2 separate regions of the Homo sapiens genome follow, and region 2 is linked to region 1. The links are chromatin contacts, found by Hi-C or POLR2A ChIA-PET in ENCODE. All regions are on one chromosome and are shown on one strand. Each heading gives the region's core, a stretch centred on a gene start or an enhancer-like site at or near the end of the contact. The rest is flanking DNA. Distances are from core to core; before and after follow the strand shown. Region 1 holds the start of MED21 (mediator complex subunit 21). Region 2 has its middle 17 kb from the start of C12orf71.

Region 1 (5,948 bases), core at 1,281-3,780:
AAGGTGTTTTTCTTAAAAAATAGTTGCTACAGTCATAAAAACCAAAGCATTTACAAGATTGACTGAGTGGCTCACTGCTGAAGCTGTAAAGGGTATGCGAGGGTTCACTATACTGTCTACTTTTCTATATCTTTGAAACTTTTAATAATATAAAGTTTCAAAGAAAGTACTCACCAAAATTGTGTGTTTAAAATATGAGATCTGTAATACTGGGTTCCTGCTCCTAAAACCATATAATCCAGTTGGCGATGCAACAGAAGCAAATGGAAAAGCATATGAGAAAGTGTCCAAATCATGAAAGGAAGAAAGGAGAGGTCCCTATGGACTCTAGCAATTCATAAAATTTATATGAGAAGTGTACAGCTTAAAAAGGTAGGGTAAGGATTAAATAGCAGGAAAGAAATTGCTTTGGGAAAGGTAAAGAATGAGGAAAGAGCTAGACCAGTGGTTCTCAATTGGGGGCAATTTTGCCCCCCAGCAACATTTGGGACTATCTGGAGATACTTTATGTTGGCATAAATGGATTGGGGGGATGCTACCGGCATCTCAGGGGTAAGGGACAGGGATGCTCTAAACATCCTACAGTGCACAGGTCAGCATCCCACAGCAAAGAATAATCTAGCCTGAAAAGTCAAGAGTGCAGCCATTGAGAAATCCTGAGCTAGATGCACAGACTATATTTGGCAGGTGGGTTATTCTTGAAGTCTACAGCTTCAAGAGCTTCCTAAACCCCTTTTCAAATGTAGGCTAAGTTGAGAGTCTGGTCTGGGGAAAGGGTCCACAGCTTTTATCTGATTCTTAAAAAGATCCGTGGCCGAAAGAGGCTGAAGAACCAGGAAAACCAAGGGGTCAGGGACCTTGGCTGAAACAGATTATTTCACTCAGAAAATTATCAGGAGGTGAGGCTGGGTCTGTTTGCTGGAGCCAGATTATAGTAAATCTTGAAAACCAGGCAGAGATAGTTGGACATCAACCTGAGGTCTCTGTGGAGGCACAGAAGACCTATTAGGAAGATAATGGCAGGACAAAAACTGTGTCACAATATGAATGTCTTGAAGTGGCTTCTCTACTTCAACTGCCCAAGTTCCCTTCAATCAGGCTGCAAAACTTAGTATTCTTATGGAGTGGACTAAACTATATCCAATCAGTCACCAATCCATATTAATTTTTTTTCTCAAAAATATATTTTAGTCTTTCTTTCCCCGCTTATCAGGGTCAACACCCTATTCTAGGCCCAGCTCATCTTAATCTTGGACAACTGCAAAACCTTCCTTAGTGAGTCCTTGGCTTATTCATCTTTGCAAATTGAGCACTGGATATACTTCCTGGCATGTGGCAGCCATTCCGTAAGGTACACTCTCAAGTGAGGGTGGGAGGAGAAGGTTGTAGAATCCCCCCAAGTTACAGTGAAAACAAATTACAGAGTGATTTCTCATTAGTCCCATTATGGGGAACATGCCTCATCCACGTTCTTAATGAGGCTCCAGTAAGTCTGTAGACTGTTTGGGGCTGAGGGTGGGGCATTGGTGTGAAGCAGAAGTGGTGCTTCACAGTAAGTGTTGGGATAAATCCAACAAGCTGAGTTCCCCAGGGACTGTGTCTTCCACCTTCCCCGCAGCCACAGGAAGGTAATCACGGATAATCAGCCTGAGAAAGAGGATATGAGAGTTTTTTGAAGTCTACAAACCTGTTATTTGCCGATTCCAAACTCATTTCTTACCAGACTATCCTCAGGCTAAATTTCCTTAAATACCAAGTTTCGATTATCACTTTTCACACTTAAACTCTCAATAAGTCCCAACTCTAAATCTAAATTGTGCAGCTAATTTTTCTTGGCCGAGCACGGTGGCTCACGCCTGTAATCCCAGCACTTTGAGAGGCCGAGGCGGGCGGAGCACGAGGTCGGGAGATCGAGACCATCCTGGCTAACATGGTGAAACCCCGTCTCTACTAAAAGTACAAAAAAAAAAAAAAAATGCCGGGCGTGGTGCGGACGCCTGTAGTCCCAGCTACTCCGGAGGCTGAGGCAGGAGAATGGCGTGAACCCGGGAGGCGGAGCTGGCAGTGAGCCGAGATCGCACCACTGCACTCCAGCCTGGGCGACAGAACGAGACTCCGTCTCAAATAAATAAATAAATAAATAAATAAATAAATAAAAATAAATATATTTACTCTTCAATTTGGTCAATAAATAAACACGAGAGGGTACGAGAAATTACTTAAAAAAAAAAAATCCCCGCAGAATCCAACAATCTCTGAAGCCTTTAACACCTAACAACCCCAAGGGGAGTATTTCGGCTCTTGGACTGTATTTCAAAGCGATTGGACCCCAGACCATTCCCCCAGTTACTCAAAAGATCCAGCCTCTCCTCAGGTGTAGCCCGCTCTAGAAAGGCCGCCTCGGGAGTACCACCCACTCCTGACGGGGCGGGGAGTTCTCTCCGACCCCACCCGTTCCAAGGACGCAGCCCTGTGATTGGCCATGACGCGTGCCAGAGCTGCCCAGTCGCGGAAGAGCAGCTGTTTTGGCGTCTGTTTGCTGCGGTAGGAACATGGCGGATCGGCTCACGCAGCTTCAGGACGCTGTGAATTCGGTGAGGAATTTCATTCGATTAGCCTCTGTCTTTCTCTTTCTTGAGGTAAAGCAAGGGAGGAAAGGGGCCCAAGAGGCAAAACTTGAAAGTGGGGAGCGGACTGAGAGACAGGGCTTCGGCATAAAGCGCTCTCTCGGGAGGCGCCACCGCGAACTCGGAGGTTTGAGGCCGGCTGCCGGGCGGTGCTTGAAGGTGCGGGAGGGAGCAGACTCTTTCGCTTGAGGAGACCGGGAAGATCGTTCTTGTCCGGGTGAGGCCGCCAGGACTTGTGGGCTGCGCGGTCCTGTCGTGTTCCCTGAGGACAGTTTTATTTTCTTGTCAGTGGTGCTTACGGGTTCTCTTTCTTTTGGGGGTTGGGAGGAGAAGCAGGAGCTTTTTTCTTTCCTCATCAATTTTAATCCACCAAGGGAGATCTCATGCTCTGGATGACTGGGTTTTTGTAATGAAATGTCAGCCGAGAGTATTCCTTCACCAGCGCTTTCAGGTTGGTGCGGGAGCGATGCTGAGGTGAGGTGAGAGATTTTCTTTCATCTTAGCTCGTTCCTTTGGGCCCAGAGTATCCTTCCATCTCTTGCCTCTTGGCCATCCCTCAGAATACATCAGTTTGGGGACATCTTTATGATAGGAAATCTTCTAATCCTCGTATGTCTTTCCGCTTATTTGAGTCTTTTTTCTTTTCTTTTTTTTTTTTTTTTTACTTTGGAGACAGTGCCTTTCGCCCAGGCTGGAGTGCAGTGGCGCGATCTCTGCTCACTGCATCCTCCGCCTCCCGGGTTCAAGCGATTCTCCTGTCTGAGCCAAAGTAGCTGGGATTACAGGCGCCCTCCACCACGCCCGGCTAATGTTTGTATTTTTAGTAGAGACGGGGTTTCACCATGTTGTCCAGGCTGGTCTCAAACTCCCGGCCTCAAGCGATCCTCCCGCCTCGGCCTCCCATAGTGCTGGGATTACAGGTGTGAGCCACCGTGCCCGGCCTACAAGTCCTTTTTAATGTCTCCCCCAAATTCTACTCTCTATTAAAGGCCAAGTCTAGTAAGTAGCTCCCCAGCTTTGTTCCTTCTGGTTATTTTTCCTCCACACTATGCCTGAGTGGAAAGTAGAAGCAAAGCCAGAGGATGCGCAGTCATGGGCCCCTAATGAAGGGGTCATGTTCTGAGAAATGCATGGTTTTGGCGATAACTTTTTTTTTTGTTTTAATAAGTAGAAGTACAATGTAAAATAACGATAAAACAGTAATACATAAACCAGTAACAAAGTCATTTAGTATCATTATCAAGTGTCATGGACTGCACATAATTGTATGTGCTATGCTTTCATACACTGGCAGTGTGGTAGGTTGATTTACAGCAGCATCACCACAAGCACTAAGGAACGCATTGCGCTACAGCGTTAGTACTGCTACGATGTCACTAGGCAATAAGAATTTTTCAGCTTTATTATAACCATAGGGGACTGACATAATATGTGCATCCCGTTGACCAAGACGTCAGTGGGTATTCCCATGCGGCAATGGGTGTACTTATTACCATTACGAGTTAGATTGTTTTCTGCTAAATAGTTTTCCATTGATAGTTATGTTTCTCATTGTCTGATTGTGATTTAATGTCCTAGATAAGGGGCTAGAGAGAAAACATGCTGATAGGAAAACCTAAGTACCTGGTTTCCTTGCCAGTTTTTTTTTTCCTCACTGTAAGCTAATAACTTGGCATTTTTCTTAATACATCAGAATTTGTACACTTGAAGAGTGTGAATCTACTTGTGATAAAACTGATCTACCCTGGGTGAATAACACTAGTTTTTAAGCTGAGAGGACCAGCCTCTAAGTGTTGAATTCACCAAGATAAATTCTACCCTGCAGGGACTTGCCTGGGCTGCCAGCCAGCCTTCCTCAGGGAACTACTCCTTTGAGGTTTTACGAAATCAAATTGTAATGATGCTGCTGGATAGAAATCTTATTTTAGGGAAAATTTTGCATATTCATACATGTCTTGTAACTAGAAGGATAATAAGGACAGAGTGAATATGGCCTTAACTCCAGGTTAGGCATAATGATAATTGGATTTTGGAGAAAAGCCTTTAGGATAACTAGTATGAGTGCCTACTGTGTGTAAGCACCATCATGTTTACAAAGAGATACTCCTAAAGGAGGTTAAAAAATGTCAAATACTCAGGAGACATTTAAGTGATGGAAAAACAGTATGTGGTTAGGGAGTTATAATGAATTGAGTATTTTCAGCTTCAGGTTCTGATGTAAATTGGAATATGGAGTGATGTGAACCAAAATAGGGGGAATCTTCTTAGCATTTATCCTAATCAGAATTATTTGTATAACTTTTAACATTTGTTCTACCCTCTGAAAACCGTGAGTGCAGAAGCTATGTCGCATTCACTATGTCTCTGTAGTGTTTATATGCAGTACTTTAGTTATTTTCCATAAATTTTTGTTGACTAAATGGATCTTAAAAGCTTTTGAAGGATGGAAAAGATAGACACTGTGTTGAATATTTTTTTGTGTGTGTTTCCTCTATTACAACAATGCTATAATAGGAGAATGTATCCAATTTAAAAATGAAAAATGCTGCTTGGATTAATAGAGCTAGGATCAGGATCTAGGTTTGTATAGCATCTGAGCACTTATTGCTCCATTACAATTAGCAAAACCTGGGCAAAGCCATTTAGTCATAAGTGACTTTATGACTAGTTAGATAAATATGAAGGAGTAGTGGAAAACGAGTCAGTAGAGTTGACTTAGATTATTGAAAGCTTCAAAACAGCCTGAGTTGGAGATTTATCTTGAAGACAGTGGTGGAGTAAGCTTAAATGTTTTGATCAGGTTAAAATAAATAACCTGGTGAACTGGAAAACAACAAGAAGACTATTGTAATAATTCTGGTGTGAGATAATTGGTTGAACTAAGCAACAGTGATAGAAGGAAAAGAGAAAGATTTGTAGTATTAGCAGAATATGAAGATCAAAGGAAAGTAAGAATCTGAAGTTAGATTGGTTGACTAGGAGACTTTCAATACAAATTAAATATTAAAAAGAGGAAACAGTTGCCTTTGAGTTCTGTCATTGAAACAATGGCAGAGAAACCCAGTGGAAATACTTATTAGAAATAGGAGGTTTGAGAGGTCAAGACTAGGTGAGAGAAATTGGTAGGGAAGATAGGTGTATTTAATTTGGAGATGGTAAGGAATTGCTATTCCCAATCTTTAAAAGTACTTAAGGAATACTTTTAGAGTACAAGAGTTTACAAATTGAGTCTTGAACAAATACATTTCTGCTTACTTAAGGTGCTTTTCTGAGCAGCCTCTTCCTCACTATTTCTTTACACTTGTAACTACTCCAGTCTCA
Region 2 (5,527 bases), core at 307-2,806, 42 kb after region 1:
AACTTTTTAAGACAAAGATACAAAGATTGAAGTCCAAAATAAATGTAAACTTGTAAATCTTCTTCCCTTCTCCTCCTCCTCCTCTTTCTTCTTCTTCTTCTCCTTCTTCCTCCTGTGTTCCTCCTCCTCTTCCTCCTCTCCTCCTTCTTTCTTCTTTCTCCTTTTCTTCTTTCTCTTCCTTCTTCTTTCTTCTCCTTCTCTCTTCTTCTTTCTCCTTCTTCTTTCTTCTTCCTCCTCCTCCTCCTTCTTCTTCCCCCTTCTTTCTTCTCCTTCTCTTCTTCTTCCTCTTCCTCCTTCTCCTCCTTCTTCCTCTTCCTCTTCTTCTTCCTTCTCCTCTTCTTCTTCCTTCTTCCTCTTCTTCCTTCCTCCTCCTCCTTCTTCTTCCTCTTCTTATTCTTCTTTCTTCTTCCTCTTCTCCTTCTCCTTCTTCCTTCTTTTTCTTCTGCTTCCTTCTTCCTCCTCCTCCTCCTGCTGCTGCTTCTGCTGCTTCTTCTTTTTCTTCTTCTTCCTCTTCTTCTTCCTTCTTCTTCTTCCTCCTTCTACTTCTTCCTTCTTCTTTTTCTTCTCTCCCTCCCTTCCCTCCTCTTTCTTTCTTTCTTTCATTCTTTATGTTTCTTTCTTTTTCCTTCCATCCTTCCTTCCCTCTTTCTTTTCTTTTCTTTTCTTTCTATCTTTTCTTTCAAAGTGTGCTCTTGCTATGTTGCCTGGGCTGGACTCAAACTCTAGGCTCAAGTGATTCTCCCACCTCAGCCTGCCAAGGTTGTACTCCAACAGTAGTCTTTCGTTTGTTCTTAGTGGGCCATCACGTACAGCTACTTTTACTTATACTTACTTTTTAGTATGATGAAAACTCAAAAAATATAATGGTTCATGTTTATAAATATTTTTTGTATTCAGTCCTGGCAGGGCCAAATAATTAGAGCTCTGTGCTGAGGGAGGGATTGAATATACTCAGTGCTTCTTAGTCAATGTGAATTTCTCTGGAGCACATTTAGGCAATGCTTATTTTCTCATAATGCTCCCCCAATCTTCCCCCTTTTTTTCATTTTACATATTGTTTTGAATTGGATTTCATAGAACATAGGTATTTTTTTCTTCCTTTTAAACTGTTCTATTTTCTCCTTTCTTATTCCTAGCCAAGAGCCCTGATCCAGGTGAAGTGTGTAAACCTTGCACGTGGAATTCCCAGCAAAGAAGCTGTAGGGATCGGGATAGGGCCTGGGAAGTGTCTGACTTACAGAAACCCACCATGTCTTGTTCTCTGCTGGAGACCTCTGCTTCTCCATCTTGTGAACATCCACAGGCCCCCTGCACCGTAATCTTGCCCTCTTACTGTTGACTCAGTCCTCATGGAAGTGTAAGTGCCCTTCCTTCTGTTCATGATGTTCCAGGGCAGGAGATGAGGGGGCTGAGTAGGGAAGAAGAGAAGGCCCAGCTCCTGTCTGCTCAGACCTGGGCTGACCTCTGCCCTGGGGCTCAGGCTGGGACTTGTATTTTACCATAAAGGCCCTATAACAAGTGGTGGTTGGATTTTGGTGTTAGTCAGCTGTGTTGTGGACTGACTGGGATTTTCTGCACTAGCTTTTAATCTAATTGTTACTTGGTTACATCGATTGTTTCAGCTCTTTCATAAGCAGCTTAAGGAACCACTTCCCCAAATAATCTTGGGTCTAAGTCTGAAACAGATGAAAGTGAAATCGCTGTGCCCATGGCTGCACATCCACTCACTTCTGCCTCTGCTCTCTGAAGCATCTTAGGGTGGGAGTCCTAGGAGCTCACTTTGAAAACTGCTCATTAACATGACTGTTTACTTTCAGAGCACACCCTAGTCTTAAAATTGAGCTTGCCTGTTTGTATATAATAAATTGCTTAAAACTTGCTGGGATTGGTGTGTATATATGGGCCATATATGAAGCCAGTGGTAGGAGAAAGCAGAATGGACAGATACTTACCTGATGTGATTTAATGGGGTGTTGAGAAATTCCATGATGAAAATCCACACCCCCATTCATTCCTGAAGTTCCATAGTCAGTAATGCATTTTATTTCACTGTTAAGCAACTGCCTTTTGTGAAGCTTTTTTTTTTAAATAAAAATATCCTCATGAAGGATATCCATTAAGTTGTTGTAACCTTGGAGTTGATCCTTTTGCTTCCTTACTTGATTAAACATCCGGGGTTAATGAATCCTCAAAAGGACAAATGGAAGGAAACAGCCACATCCGTACGTCATAATTTTGTCTAGGACTGGCCCTGACTCTGTATGCATTTGTAAAACACATGTGGCAATATCTCTTGTATTTAACTTGGAGACACCTTGCTTTCTCCTTTGGGTGCAGGTAGTTCTGAGGTATTTGAAGAGAGAGCATCTCAAAAGGAAATTTTACTCTTCTTAAATATTCTTTTAGTACCAAAATATATTTTATTACTGTATCATGGTGAAGATGTATGTGCCCATATATACTAATGGGGATTTTCCCATAAGCATGACTTATTTAAAAGAGATAAGAGAATCAGAAACTCAATTCAGAAACAATATATGTATTTCTACATATTGTCTACAACTTGTTCCTGTTGGATAACAAAATAATAAATTGTGGGCATTTCTTATTTTTTAAATCTTAACAACAAAATATTGCAAAACCACGGTTCATTCATTTACTCAGCAAACATTCATAGCGTACCTACCATGCGCTACTTGGTTTCAGCAGAAAAAATCAGTCATCAGGGAATATTTGAGGTTGTCCAGTAACTGAGGAAGGAAGGCAGAGAAGGGTGGAGTGCTAGATGGGGAAGAATGGAAGAAGGAGGATAGGAGAGAAAGGATGGATGGAAGTCAGTCCTTAACACATGTTTTGTTGTTTTTAATTACACTCATGTTACCTAGTTTGATGTTCTTTGTTAATATAATAATTAGCCATTTGGTGCTTTTATTTTTTCTGGTGTGCTATAATTTGAAATCAGTTTTAACTTGTTTTTGTATTTGTTTCTTTTTAGTATAAAAGAACTTGTGTGGATTAGCTTGCTAAATACATCCAAGATTTGAAGAACTGAAAACAAAATCAGTATTAAACCTGCTTTTTAAAAATGTAAGTGAAGTAACTTCTGGCCATGGTTCATTTCAGACCTCTCTAAAGCCTGCAATTACCTCTCAGTGTATGTGAATTTTTTTCCAGGAGTAAAGTTACTTGACTCTAGTGAGTCTACTCATTAAGTCTAGGAGTGTTTGTATCTGCTCGCCCTTTTAAAACCTGTAAATTCTAAGAGTAGTATGAATAACATAGGTGGCTGTAGGATTTAGACGTGGTGTGGCAGACAGTGAGCAAATCTTCATTTGGCACTGAGAAGGAAAACACAGACTTGGTAGAACATAAAATAAAAAGCACAGCCCTATTCTCAAGTCCTTCATCACTCTTCACCTCACAGACCATTTCACTGCCTTATCTACACCAGCGAGAATTGCTAGTTGACCCATTAATGACCCAGTAGGCTTAGAATATGAGGTGTTGGTTTCTCACAGGCATATTTACCCACTTTCTCCCTATTTCTCTTGCTCAGTAATAATAACTACTATTTATTGAGCTTCTACCAAGTGACAGGCATTTGATTAATTTGATTCCATGTTCATTCTACAAATAGTGTTTCTGAATGCTTGCCGTGTACCAGGCATGGCCCTGACACTACTTATTACCTTATCTTCAAGGCACCCTTGCAGGGTAACAGTTAACACTTCCGTGGTCTGGATGAGGATACGAGAGAGGTAAGGAGCGTGCTGACGGTCACCTAGCCAGTGAATGTGAACTGTCTGACTTTCTCTGATTTGCCATATCCTTAAACGTGTTTAGATGCTCTTCCTGGCATGGATGTAAATAAGAGATTGGAACCTCCTGGATTGTGTTCATAAGAGGAATGTGATCCTCATCCTTCTAAACTTTGTCTGGAGTCACAGAAAGCAAGGAAGTTAGAGAAACATCCTGTCACACAGCTTTGGTACCTGTGTGGGGAGCTAAGAGATCTGATGTCCAGTTCCTTCCAGTCCTTTAATGAATTTCCTCTGTGTCCATGAGCTATCTAACATCCATGGGAAACAGTTGATCTTATGCCAACCAAGGGGCATGGACCAGATGCTCTCAAGAGTCTCTCAGTCAGCTCTTTGCTGAGGGACCTTATGCATGGAGGAAAGTGCACACATCGCTAAGTGGATAGCTTGATGGAATAGTTGTTACAAAATGGACACACTTCTGCAATCAGCACCTTGATTAGTAGAAAATTACCAGCACCCCAGAGCCCTCCTCCCCTCATGCTCCAGGAGCAACCGGTATGCTGCCTTGTGATGCCTTTGTTTAGTTTGTTTTTATGAATAGAATCATACAGTGAATATTCTTTTGTGTCTAGCTTGTTTTACTTATTATGTTTGTGAGATCTACAATATTGTATACAATACTTTTTTTGCATTCTCTTTGCTCTAATGCTATTCAATTGTATAGCGATTTTACAGTTGCTGGACATTTACGTAGTCTCTTGCTTGGGCATATTACTAATAGTGCTCCTATGAATGTGTTGTGCATATCTTTTCATTATGATCGTATTTTGTTTGTTCAGGGACTAAAGTCATTTTGATTCGGTGGCACTTTGGATTGATGTTGAACTTTAGGTAGCCAAGTGATTTGTCTGCTTCAATGTGATGTTCCAAGGTGCTTACTCAACAGGATCAGATGAAGATGTTTTTGTAGATTACTCTTGTGGGGTGTGGCCAGGTGGAAGCCCTCTCTGATATGTGAGTGGTGTGGTGAGGCTTATTGTCCTGGCAGAGAAGGGTTTTGATTGCATGGTACAGGAAGGGACTATGTAGGGGAAGGGGAAATAGATCCAGAAGAGAGATGTGTCTGGATTCCCATAGAAACTGTCAGGATATCTTACCAATCAGATCAAGAACCTGGAAAAGTAAGAGCCCCAGGGAAGACTCAGCTTGTGAGACCCGATGTGTCTAGGGAGACGAATAGAGAAAGAAAAATTGAGGCAGGCCTGAACTCAGAAGGAGCTCTCAAAGAATTTTCTGAACAAATTCATTAAGCCTAACTTGTTTTAAGGAAGCTTTGAAAAACCAGTCCCTAAAAGTATGAATCTTGAGCCAAGAATGAACTTAAAGTATAGAACTAGGAAAAAATGTATTTTCCCAAACAAATATGGGATGTGAGCATGTGGGCTTTGCCTTAAGACCTTTCTGCATTCAGATCACAATTCCACCACTTTCTTGTCTCATGACCTTTCTGGGTCAGCTTCCACATCTGTAAAATGGGGTGGTAAAATCTCCACCTCTAAGATGCCCCCAAAATCTGCTGTAACAATTGACTACAATAGTGTTAGTATTATGCTTCAGGGCACATAGACCTAGCACTAAAAATGATAGTCATTTTATTTCTCATTCTTGTTACTAAGGTTACCCATTTGTATCTGATACTTTATGAGAGTTTTCAGATCACTTTTTAAAAATATGAGACTTTTTTTTTTTTTTTTTTTTTGAGACAG

What was found. A loop is a pair of places that touch in the nucleus more often than their neighbours do. ChIA-PET counts read pairs that join two places held with the same protein, here RNA polymerase II (POLR2A). Pooled maps may share reads with other maps.
Region 2: a loop to region 1 is called in a pooled map, with 2.2 times the contacts of the local background. The contact joins the enhancer-like site here to the promoter of MED21 in region 1. A Hi-C loop is called at or near these places in 1 of 168 maps with a recorded cell type or tissue (PC-9) and 2 of 50 pooled maps. POLR2A ChIA-PET finds 5 or more read pairs at or near these places in 7 of 52 experiments (GM10248, GM12878, H1 and 4 more).

What each region holds. Positions count from the first base shown.
Region 1 is chr12:27,020,028-27,025,975 of GRCh38, forward strand. It overlaps MED21 (mediator complex subunit 21), which reads left to right and starts at 2,531. Exons shown (of 4, transcript NM_004264.5): 1 at 2,531-2,594. The coding sequence starts at 2,553. RefSeq lists an enhancer at 2,563-2,852.
Region 2 is chr12:27,063,140-27,068,666 of GRCh38, forward strand. No RefSeq gene overlaps it. Among named protein-coding and RNA genes, the nearest start is that of C12orf71, 17 kb to the right of the region's middle. Within about 2 kb of position 1,557, at least 2 of the 41 ENCODE cell types and tissues checked have a DNase peak (open chromatin) inside an H3K27ac peak, as active enhancers do.